Linked DNA regions of Homo sapiens: region 2 is linked to region 1. Evidence: chromatin contacts called from ENCODE Hi-C or POLR2A ChIA-PET data. All regions are on one chromosome and are shown on one strand. Each heading gives the region's core, a stretch centred on a gene start or an enhancer-like site at or near the end of the contact. The rest is flanking DNA. Distances are from core to core; before and after follow the strand shown. Region 1 has its middle 6.0 kb from the start of FBN3. Region 2 overlaps ANGPTL4 (angiopoietin like 4).

What was found. A loop is a pair of places that touch in the nucleus more often than their neighbours do. ChIA-PET counts read pairs that join two places held with the same protein, here RNA polymerase II (POLR2A). Pooled maps may share reads with other maps.
Region 2: POLR2A ChIA-PET joins it to region 1 with 11 read pairs in RWPE1. The contact joins two enhancer-like sites. A Hi-C loop is called at or near these places in 2 of 50 pooled maps. POLR2A ChIA-PET finds 5 or more read pairs at or near these places in 5 of 52 experiments (H1, RWPE1, WTC11 and 2 more).

The regions. Positions count from the first base shown.
Region 1 is chr19:8,152,972-8,158,159 of GRCh38, forward strand. No RefSeq gene overlaps it. Among named protein-coding and RNA genes, the nearest start is that of FBN3, 6.0 kb to the left of the region's middle. RefSeq lists silencers at 1,119-1,168, 1,289-1,338. Within about 2 kb of position 1,985, at least 9 of the 41 ENCODE cell types and tissues checked have a DNase peak (open chromatin) inside an H3K27ac peak, as active enhancers do.
Region 2 is chr19:8,365,411-8,370,717 of GRCh38, forward strand. ANGPTL4 (angiopoietin like 4) reads left to right here. Exons shown (of 7, transcript NM_139314.3): 2 at 544-654; 3 at 792-909; 4 at 3,809-3,922. Among named protein-coding and RNA genes, the nearest start is that of ANGPTL4, 3.9 kb to the left of the region's middle. Within about 2 kb of position 3,286, at least 22 of the 41 ENCODE cell types and tissues checked have a DNase peak (open chromatin) inside an H3K27ac peak, as active enhancers do.

The DNA.
Region 1 (5,188 bases), core at 735-3,234:
CGCCTGTAATGTCAACACTTTGGGAAGCCAAGGTGGAGGATCCTTTGAGGCCAAGAGTTCAAGGCAAGCCTGGGCAACATAGCAAGACCCCATCTCTACAAAAAAATAGAAAAATTAGCTGGGCATGGTGGCATGTACCTGTAGTCCCAGCTACTTGGGAGGCTGAGGTGGGAGGAGTGCTTGAACCCAGGAGTTTGAGGCTGCAGTGAGCTATGATGTTGCCACTGGACTCCAGCCTGGATAACAGATCATGAACCTGTCTCTAAATATGTATGTATATCATCATCATCACCATGTTCCTATTCTACAGTCACTTGTCCCTATGACCCTGTCTCATTGTCACCTGTCCATGTGACACCCTGCTCTTTTCTGGTTGCTCCGCTACCTGGGACATGCATGTCTCCTGTCACCTTTACACCTTCACCTTTCTGCTGTGACACAGTCCCCGGCTCATGGTCATACCATTACCCAGAATGTCAGGGTTCTTAACATCACAATTCACTGGCATCAGCAACAACCGGGCTCAGCAGAAAGAGTGACCAAGCGTGGTGGTGCCGCAGCCAACCACATTCACACACATCACATGCAGATCGGGCCCCAGGAAGACACCATTCATTACCATCTGGCACCCTAAGCCCTGATGCTGCTCAGTGATCCGAGATGCTGGCACCAGTTCCCCCCACCCTCAGTAAAATGAGGTCCATGGGGGCTCCAATGGGGATCTGGTGTTTTAAAGTTTTTGTTTTTGTTTTTTTGACAGAATCTTGCTCTGTCGCCCAGGCTGGAGTGCAGTGGTGCAATCTCAGCTCACTGCAACCGCCTCCCAGGTTCAAGCCATTCTCCTGCCTCAGCCTCCCAAGTAGCTGGGACTACAGGCACACATCACCATCTAGTTTTTTTTTTTTCTTTTTCTTTTTCCTTTTTTTTTTTTTTTTTTTTTTTTTAGATGGAGTCTTGCTCTGTCTCCCAGGCTGGAGTGCAGTGGTGCCATCTCGGCTCACTGCAACCTCCACCTCCCAGTTTAAGTGATTCTCCTGTTTTAGCCTCCTGAGTAGCTGGGATTACAGGTGCCTGCCACCACGTCTGGCTAATTTTGTATTTTTAGTAGAGATGGGGTTTCACCACATTGGCCAGTCTGGTCTTGAACTCCAGACCTCAGGTGATCCACCTGCCTCGGTCCCAAACTGTGGGGATTACAAGTGTGAGCCACCGCGCCTGACCCCTAGTGGATGTTCTCTTTTTTTGGTTTTTGTCCTCCCCGGACCGCCCCCGCCCCGAGATGCAGTCTTGCTCTGTCACCCAGGCTGGAGTGCAGTGGTGGGATCTTGGCTCACTGCAACCTCCTCCTCCTGGGTTCAAGGAATTCTCCTGCCTCAGCCTCCTAAGTAGCTGGGATTACAGGCGTGTGCCACCACACCCGGCTATTTTTTTTTTTTTTTTTTTGTATTTTTAGTAGAGATGGGGTTTCACCATGTTGGTCAGGCTGGTCTCGAATTCCTGACCTCATGATATGTCCGCCTTGGCCTCCCAAAGTGCTGGGATTACAGGTGTGAGCCACTGCACCTGGCCCCTAGTGGGTTTTAAAATTACAGTGTCACCTGTTGCTGTCACCTGTTGCCTTCCCATCATTCCCAGTTCCTGTGACGTTGTCACCTGTTGCTGTCACATTGTCACACTATTAATGTCCCCCAGAACTGTCCCCCCCCGCTGCTGCCACTGTCATCCCGTTAAGGTCACTGTGAGTCACGCCAGCCCCACCCTCCGTTTGACTTTCTGAGCAGCCATGGAGCCCCCCCTCATAGGCGGGACTTGACTGTGTGCACCCAGAGCCAGCAGACCCCAGATGTTCATTAGCATGAGCTCGAGGAAGGCATGGAGACAGGAGTGGGCAGGGTGTGCCCAGGAGCACAGGGTCAAGGCTGGGGACAAGGAGATGGGAGGAGGGACGGGGAGATGCCTGCAGTCTATGGTGTGTGGAGTGCGCTGGGCCAGCCTAGGCCAGGGTGGCTTGGGGACAGAGCCCTCTTTGTATAAGCACAGGAAGCAGCTGGGAGTCAAAGCATTGCATACAACGCCAGGAGTTTGGCCACGTGCCCAGGAATGAGGCTTGGAGCGGGGAGGGAAGCCGCAGAGGACCCAGGAAAGCTCTGAGGAAGAGATCAAGCTGGATCCTCACAAGAGACCCTGAAGACAGGCTCTGATATCATCCCATTACACAGATGAGGAAACTGAGGCACAGAGCCACCACATCGCCCACTGGGACCCCACCACCAGGAAAGAATACAGGCAAATCTGAACCCAGGCCACAAAGCTGGAACCTTCCCCGTGGCCTTGGGCCCCCAGCCACACCCTCACCCCATTGCCTTGATGTTCTAGCTGGGGGACCTGTCTAGGGTCCATATACAATATATTATTTCTCTTTCTAATAAACACACATGTTTGCACCTTTATACATTGTTCTGTATTTGCCCTATTTCCTCTTTGTAAAAATAATTAAAAACAAACAAACAAACAAAAAAACAGGGTCTCCCTCTGTCACCCAGGCTAAAGTGCAGTGGGGAAGATAACAGCTCACTGCAGCCTCGAATTGGGCTTAAGCAATCCTCCCACCTCAGCCTCCAGAGTAGCTAGGACTACAGGCACATACTACCTGTCTAATTTAAAAAAATTTTTTTTTTTAGAGATAGAGTCTCACTATGTTGCCCAGGCTGGTCTCGAACTCTGGGATCAAGTGATCCTCCCAACTCATCCTCCCAAAGTGCTGAGATTACAGGCATGAGCCGTCACACCTGGCCTCTTTCTCTTTCTTTCTTTCTTTCTTTCTTTCTTTCTTTCTTTTTTTTTCTTTTTTTGTTCAGACAGAGTCTCGCTCTGTCGCCCAGGCTGGAGTGCAGTGGTACACTCTCAGCTCACTGCAACCTCCACCTCCCAAGTTTAAGCGATTCTCCTGCCTCAGCCTCCTGAGTAGCTGGGAGTACAGGCGCCCACCCCACACCCTAATTTTTGTAGTTTTAGTAGAGACGGGGTTTCACCATATTGGCCAGGCTGGTCTCGAACTCCTGACCATGTGATCTGCCCGCCTCCGCCTCCCAAAGTGCTGGGATTACAGGCGTGAGCCACGGTGCCTGGCCTCTTTCTCTTTCTAATAAACACAAATGTTAGCACCTTTGTATCTTGTTCTGTATTTGCTTTTTCTCATCTTTGTAAAAAAAATATATTTTTTTCTTGCAAACTAAATCAATCCCTCTCAATTACCATCTTCTTTTTACTGTTTTCTTTTACTGAGATCAATTTCACACAACATAGCACTTACTATGTTCAAGTGTACAATTCAGTAGCGTTCAGTACACGCAGTATGTGCAGCCACCCCCTCTATCTAGTTCCAAAACGTACTCATCACCCCAGAATGAAATCCTGTCCCCATTAGCAGTTGCTCCCCATTCCCCATACCCCAGTCCCTGGCAAACACTAATCCACTTTCTATTCTCTGTGGATTTGCCTGTTCCGGACATTGCACGTATTTATTTTATTTTATTTTATTTTATTTTATTTTATTTTATTTTATTTTGAGATGAAGTCTCCCTCTGTCACCCAGGCTGGAGTGCGGTAGTATGATCTTGGCTTACTGCAACCTCCACCTCCCAGGTTCGAATGTTTCCCTGCCTCAGCCTTCCGAGTAGCAGGGATTACAGGTGCACACGGCACCGCGTCTGGCTATTTTTTTTTTTTTTGGTATTTTTAGTAGAAACGGGATTTCATCATGTTAGCCAGGCTGGTCTTGAACTCTTGGCCTCAAGTGATCCATCTGCCTTGACCTCCCAAAGTGCTGGGATTACAGGCATGAGCCACCGTGCCTGGCCTAGACGTTTCACGTAAATGGAATCACACACTAGGTGGCCCTTTATTTTATTTTACTTTTTTTTTTTTTTTTTTTTGTGACAGAGTTTCTCTCTGTCACCCAGGCTGCAGTGCAGTGGCGCGATCTCGGCTCACTGCAACTTCCGCCTCCCCTGTTCAAGCAGTTCCCCTGCCTCAGCCTCCCAAGTAGCTGGGACTACAGGCACACGCCACCACACCTGGCAATTTTTTTTTTTTTTTTTTGTATTTTAATAGAGACGGGGTTTCACCATGTTGGCCAAGATGGTCTCTATCTCCTGACCTCATGATCTGCCTGCCTCGGTCTCCGAAAGTGGTGGGATCACAGGCGTGAGCCACCACGCCCAGCCTCTTTTAACTTCTTATTACATCTTGGCAATATTTCCATGTCGAGCCGGGAGCGGGGGATCACACCTGTAATCCCAGCACTTTGGGAGGCCAAGGCAGGCAGATCCCTTGAGTGCAAGAGTTAGAGACCAGCTGGGGCAACATGGCAAGCTCCGTCTCTACAAACAACACAAAGATTAGCCAGGCCTGGTGGCATGAGTCTGTAGTCCCAGCTACTCAGGAGACTGAGATGAGATCACTTGAGCCCCAGATGTCTGGGAGCCCCAGATGTCACTGTAGAGGCTACAGTGATCCGAGATCACATCACTGCACTCCGGACTGGGAGACAGAGCAAGACCCTTTCAAATAAAAAGAAAGACAGAGAGATAGAGAAAGAGAGAGAAGAAAAAGGAAGAAAGAGGAGAGGAGAGAAGATGCGCAGTGGCTCACGTCTGTAATCCCAGCACTTTGGGAGGCTGAGGCAGGTGGATCATGAGGTCAGGAGTTCAAGACCAGCCTGGCCAAGATGGTGAAACCCCATCTCTACTAAAAATACAAAAAAAATTAGCCAGGCGTGGTGGTGGGCACCTGTAATCCCAGTTACTTGGGAGGCTGAAGAAGAGAATTGCTTGAACCCGGGAGGCGGAGGTTGCAGTGAGCAGAGATCATGCCACTGCACTCCAGCCTGGGCGACAGAGTGAGACTCTGTCAAAAGAATGGAGAAAGAGAGAGAGAGAGAGGAGAAAGAGAGGAAGGAAGGAAGGAAGGAAGGAAGGAAGGAAGGAAGGAAGGAAGGAAGGAAGGAAGGAAGGAAAGAAGGGAGGGAGGGAGGGAGGGAAAGAAAGCAAGAGAGGCCGGGATGCAGTGGCTCAAGCCTGTAATCCCAGCATTTTGAGATGCCAAGGTGGGCTTTGAGGTCAGACTTCAACTGGATTAGGATTAGCCCTGCTGGGAGAAGAGAGGACTCTGGCACCCACTGCCAGTT
Region 2 (5,307 bases), core at 2,036-4,535, 210 kb after region 1:
GAGGTTGCAGTGAGCCGGGATCATGCCATTGCACTCCAGCCTGGGCGACAGAGCTCGACTCCATCTCAAAATAATAATAATAATAAATAAAATAAAATACAAATACAAAAATTAGCCAGGTGTGGTGGCAGCTACTTGGGAGGCTGAGACACAAGAATCACTTGAGTCTGGGAGGCAGAGGTTGCAGTGAGCCAAGATTGCGCCACTGCACTCCAACCTGGGTGACAGAGCGAGACTCTGTCTGAAAAAATAAAAAATAAGCCAGGCATAGAGCTGCATGACTGTAGTCCCAGCTACACAGGAGGCTGAAAACAGGAGGATCGCCTGACCCCAGGAGTTGGAGGCTGCAGTGAGCTGTGACAGCACCACTGCACTCCAGCCTGGGCGAGAGAACGAGACCCCGTCATTGGGAAAAAAAAGAAAAAAGAAAGACTCCCTTGCCTGGCCTCAGCGGATGGAGATTTGGAAGGATGGATGAGTGGATGAATTAAGAGGTTGGGGTAGGCAAGCTGGGTCCTCACCAAGGTTTTCACCCCTCCCCAGACACAACTCAAGGCTCAGAACAGCAGGATCCAGCAACTCTTCCACAAGGTGGCCCAGCAGCAGCGGCACCTGGAGAAGCAGCACCTGCGAATTCAGCATCTGCAAAGCCAGGTAACCCTAGGATCAAGGGAGAAAAGGTCCCTCTGATAGCTGGACCCCAGGTTGAGAGGGAGGTGGTGAGAACTGGACGTGTGGCTGGGGACGTGGGGCCAGGCAGGACCTGACACCCTCCTCCCGTCCCATCCTAGTTTGGCCTCCTGGACCACAAGCACCTAGACCATGAGGTGGCCAAGCCTGCCCGAAGAAAGAGGCTGCCCGAGATGGCCCAGCCAGTTGACCCGGCTCACAATGTCAGCCGCCTGCACCGTGAGTGTCTGCCCCTCGATGCTCTCCGGTGGCCACCCCTACCCCGCCACTTGCCATTGCTGGTCCTCTCCTTGTCAGGTCCACCTTAAGGAGAAGATGTCCTGGCCTGGAGTCCCTGAGGGCTCACCAGTCTCTGGGTCAAAGCTGATGGGAGCACCTCCTTCCTCAGCCCTGACCTGGCCCAGCCAGGCCACCCAACCCTTCTCCTCTGCAAGCCAGTGGGCTGTCCCTGAAGCCCTGCTGATCACTGATTGGAACAGAGGTGGAGAAAGAGGTCTTGAGGGACTTGAGCTGCAGGGGTGCTGGAGAAGGTAGAAATGGGGTTCGGGGTGCCATCCTGAAGGTTAGAACCTTCTAGGGGAGGGTGTCATGGAGGAGGGGGTGCCAGGTAGTAGTGTTTGTAGATTTGGGCCCTCCACAATGTCTTGGGGTATGTGGGAATTAGGGCTGGGAACCCCCAGCTCCCAGACCAGAAACACTCTTGTATCTTACAAATCCAATGCTCCAGGTCCCTGACCCCTCTTCCTCCTTCCTCTCTTGTTCTCCTCCTCCCTCCCCGCCCCCGCCGGCCCCCTCCCCACCGCAGAAAGTGGGCTTTTGCTGCCACCACAAGTTGTAGGTGCTTTATTCCCAAATCTCCGTTCATCTCGAACCACAGCATGTCCACGTGTGTCCGATGCAGACTCGCGGTTCTCTAAGTTCACGGCCCCACACGGTTTCTCTGTGGTCCTCATCCTTCCCTGCATCTGTGGCTGTCCACAGCCAACTGGGTGAAAGTTTGGATCCCCCTCTCACACCCTAGGGTCAGTGGCAGGCTTCCAGCACTGTAGACCTGAGGGTTCTCTCCTCCCCAAGCTCCCGCTCCTTCCCACCTCCGTGCTGCCCGCCCCCAACCCCGCCAGGCTAGCATCTCAGCGTGGTCAGGGTCCTGTCCACCCTCCCAAAGCCACCATCCCAGGATGAGGGGCTTCTGGAGGGTGACGGGGGAAGGCACAAGTCCTGGCTGGGAAATGCGGTGGAAGGGGGCAGGGGTTCTGTGGGTTCGGGACTCCCAGACTCTTGGCTCAGGCCCGCCAAGTAGGAGAAAGTTCAGAGCTGGGAAGGCGAACAGCTGGCATTCATGGAAGCCACACTGGTGGTTTGGCCGCGTGCCCATCCTTACTGGATGGGAGGAAAGTAGGGGAAAGGGGAGATGCCTGAGGGGCCGGAAAGCGTCTTCCTGGTCACTCTGGGCCCGCCCCCACCCCCACCGTGCAGACTCATTTCGACCTTTCCCCTACTTTTCCGGCTGGGCTGGGGGCGGTTCCTCCCAGTCTGGAGCGTCTGAGCCTCCAGACGTGCTCAACGCCATCCTCCCCTCCTCCCTCCCTCTTTCTTTCCTCAACCCTGCCTCCTCTCCCTCTAGGAGCTGGGACCCCAGGCAGAGCCTCTGAGATGCTCCTGCTCAGCACAGTTCTTCCCGTTCTGGACCTGCTGCCTCATTCATTCATTCATTCATTCATTTGTCAAGACTGTTTTGTTTGCTTTTTGAGACGGAGTCTCGCTCTGTTGTCCAGGCTGGAGTGCAGTGGCGCAATCTCAGCTCACTGCAACCTCTGCCTCCCACTGGGTTCAAGTGATTCTCCTGCCTCAGCCTCTCAAGTAGATGGGATTATAGGCGCCTACCGCCACCACGCCCAGCTAATTTTTATTCATTTATCAAGTCTTTTTTTTTTTTGAGACAGAGTCTCACTCTGTCACCCAGGTTGGAGTGCAATGGTTCAACCTCAGCTGACTGCAACCTCTGCCTCCCGGGTTCAAGTGATTCTCCTGCCTCTGCCTCCTAAGGAGCTGGGATTACTGGCGTCCACCATCACACCCAGCTAATCTTTGTATGTTTTACTAGAGATGGGGTTTGGCCATGTTGACCAGGCTGGTCTCAAACTCCTGACCGATCCGCCCGCCTCCCAAAGTGCTGGATTACAGGCATGAACCACTGCGCCCGGCCCATTCCTCAAGTCTTTATTGAGCAGCTGCTATGCGCTGGGGCCTGCGTGGATGCTGGTGCCAGGCTGTGGGCAGAGCTGCTCCTTGTCCCCAGCCTCATGGAGCCTCCATTGAGTCAGAGGAGAGACCATTAGATGACCTCAGTGTCCAGGAGTGGGAAGTCCTTGCTCAATTCCCATTTGGGGTGTTCTGGCCTGGTCTGGGGGTGAGGCAAGGCAGGGTGTCCTTCCAGAAGCTGGGACCCAGAGAGAGAAGTGAGGAAAGAGAGTCCCGCCGGGCGCAGTGGTTCACACCTGTAATCCCAGCACTTTGGGAGGCCAAGGCTGGCGGATCACGAGGTCAGGAGATCGAGACCAGTCTGGCCAACATGGTGAAACCCCCGTCTCTACAAATAATGCAAAAACTAGTCGGGCGTGGTGGCACATGCCTGTAGTCCCAGCTGCTCCGGAGGCTGCGGCAGAATTGCTTGAACCTGGGAGGCGGAGGTTGCAGTGAGCCAAGATTGCGCCACTGCACTCCAGCCTGGCGACAGAGCGAGACTCCGTATCAAAAAACAAAACAAAAAAAGAGAGTCCCAGGCAGGGGGAACAGCATGTGCAAAGTCCCTGTGGCAGGACGGTGTGTGGTACAAGGGTGGGAAGAAAGCCTGTGTGCCAGAGAGGGTGTGGGTACAGCATGGCAGGAGGAGGATGGGCACGGGGGCTGGTCCTCCAGGTGCCTTGTGGACCATGCTGAGGAAGGACATAGGGAGCCATGGAAGAGGTTAGGCAGATGGCAGAGAGGTGGTCATGAGATAAGATTTGCCTTTTACTTCCCTGGTCATCCACTGTTAAGCCCCCAGATATGCCTGGCTCCTGAGACCCCCCCCAGGGGCTGCCCTCCTGTTTCAAGTCTCCACTTTATCTCCCTTCAGGGCTGCCCAGGGATTGCCAGGAGCTGTTCCAGGTTGGGGAGAGGCAGAGTGGACTATTTGAAATCCAGCCTCAGGGGTCTCCGCCATTTTTGGTGAACTGCAAGATGACCTCAGGTAGGGTGTGTTAGTCCACCAGGGGCCCCTCTCCCCATAGGCCCTGTTGTCTTTCTTTAAATTGAAAACAAAACAAAACAAAAAAATTAAAGGCAGGGTCTTGCTATGTTGCCCAAGCTGGTCTTTTTTTTTTTTTTTTTTTTTGAGATGGAGTTTTGCTCTTGGAGCTGGAGTGCAATGCCACGATCTCAGCTCACTGAAACCTCCGCCTCCCGGGTTCAAGCAATTCTCCAGCGTCAGCCTCCCCAGTAGCTGAGACTACAGGTGCGAGCAACCACACCCAGCTAATTTTTGTATTTTTAGTAGAGACTGGGTTTCACCATGTTGGTCTGGCTGGTCTCAAACTCCTGACCTCAAATGATTTGCCGACTTTGGCCTCCCAAAATGCTGGGATTATAGGCATTAGCCACTGCTCCTGGCCTCTTTTCTTTAAAATGCAGCCCTTGTCTGGGTGTAGTGGCTCATATCTGTAATCCCGACACTTTGGGAGGCCTATCATGAGGATCACTTGAGCCCAGAAGTTCGAGACCAGCCTGGACAACATAGTGAGAGCTCATCTTTACAAAAAATTTTGTAAAAGTAAAAAAAAAGGCCAAGTGCAGTGGCTCACACCTGTAATCCCAGCACTTTGGGAGGTTGAGGCAGACAGATCACGAGGTCAGGAGTTCGAGACCAGCCTGACCAACATGGTGAAACCCCGTCTCTACTAAAAATACAAAAATTAGCCGGGCATGGTGGTGTGCACCTGTAATCCCAGCTACTCAGGTGGCTGAGGCAGGAGAATCTCTTGAACCTGGGAGGCAGAGGTTGCAGTGAGCTGAGATGACGCCACCGCACTCCAGCCTGGGCGACAGAGCGAGACTCCGTCCCCCCATCAAAAAAATAAAAAAGAGAAAATAAAATAAAATAAAATAAAATTCAGCCCTTGCTGGGCATGGTGGCACATGCCTGTAGTCCCAGCTACTCGGGAGGCCAAGGCAGGAGGGTCACTTCAGCCCAGGAGTTAAAGGCTGCCGTGAGCCGTGATCACACCTGTGAATAGCCACCGCACTCCAACCTGGGCAACACAACAAAACCTCGTTTCTAAAAAAAAACAAAGGCTGAGCACGGTGGCTTACACCTGAAATGCCAGCACTTTGGGAGGCTGAGGCGGGCAAATCACTTGAGGTCAGAAGTTCAAGACCAGCCTGGCCAACATGGTGAAACCCTATCTCTACCAACATAAACATTAGCCGGGCGTGCCTGTGATTCCAGCTGCTTGTGGGGCTGAAGCACAAGAATCGCTTGAGCCCCGAAGGCAGAGGTTGCAGTGAGCTGAGATTGCGGCACTGCGATCCAGCCTGGGCAACAGAGTGAGACTCCATCTCTAAAAAAAAAAAAAAAAA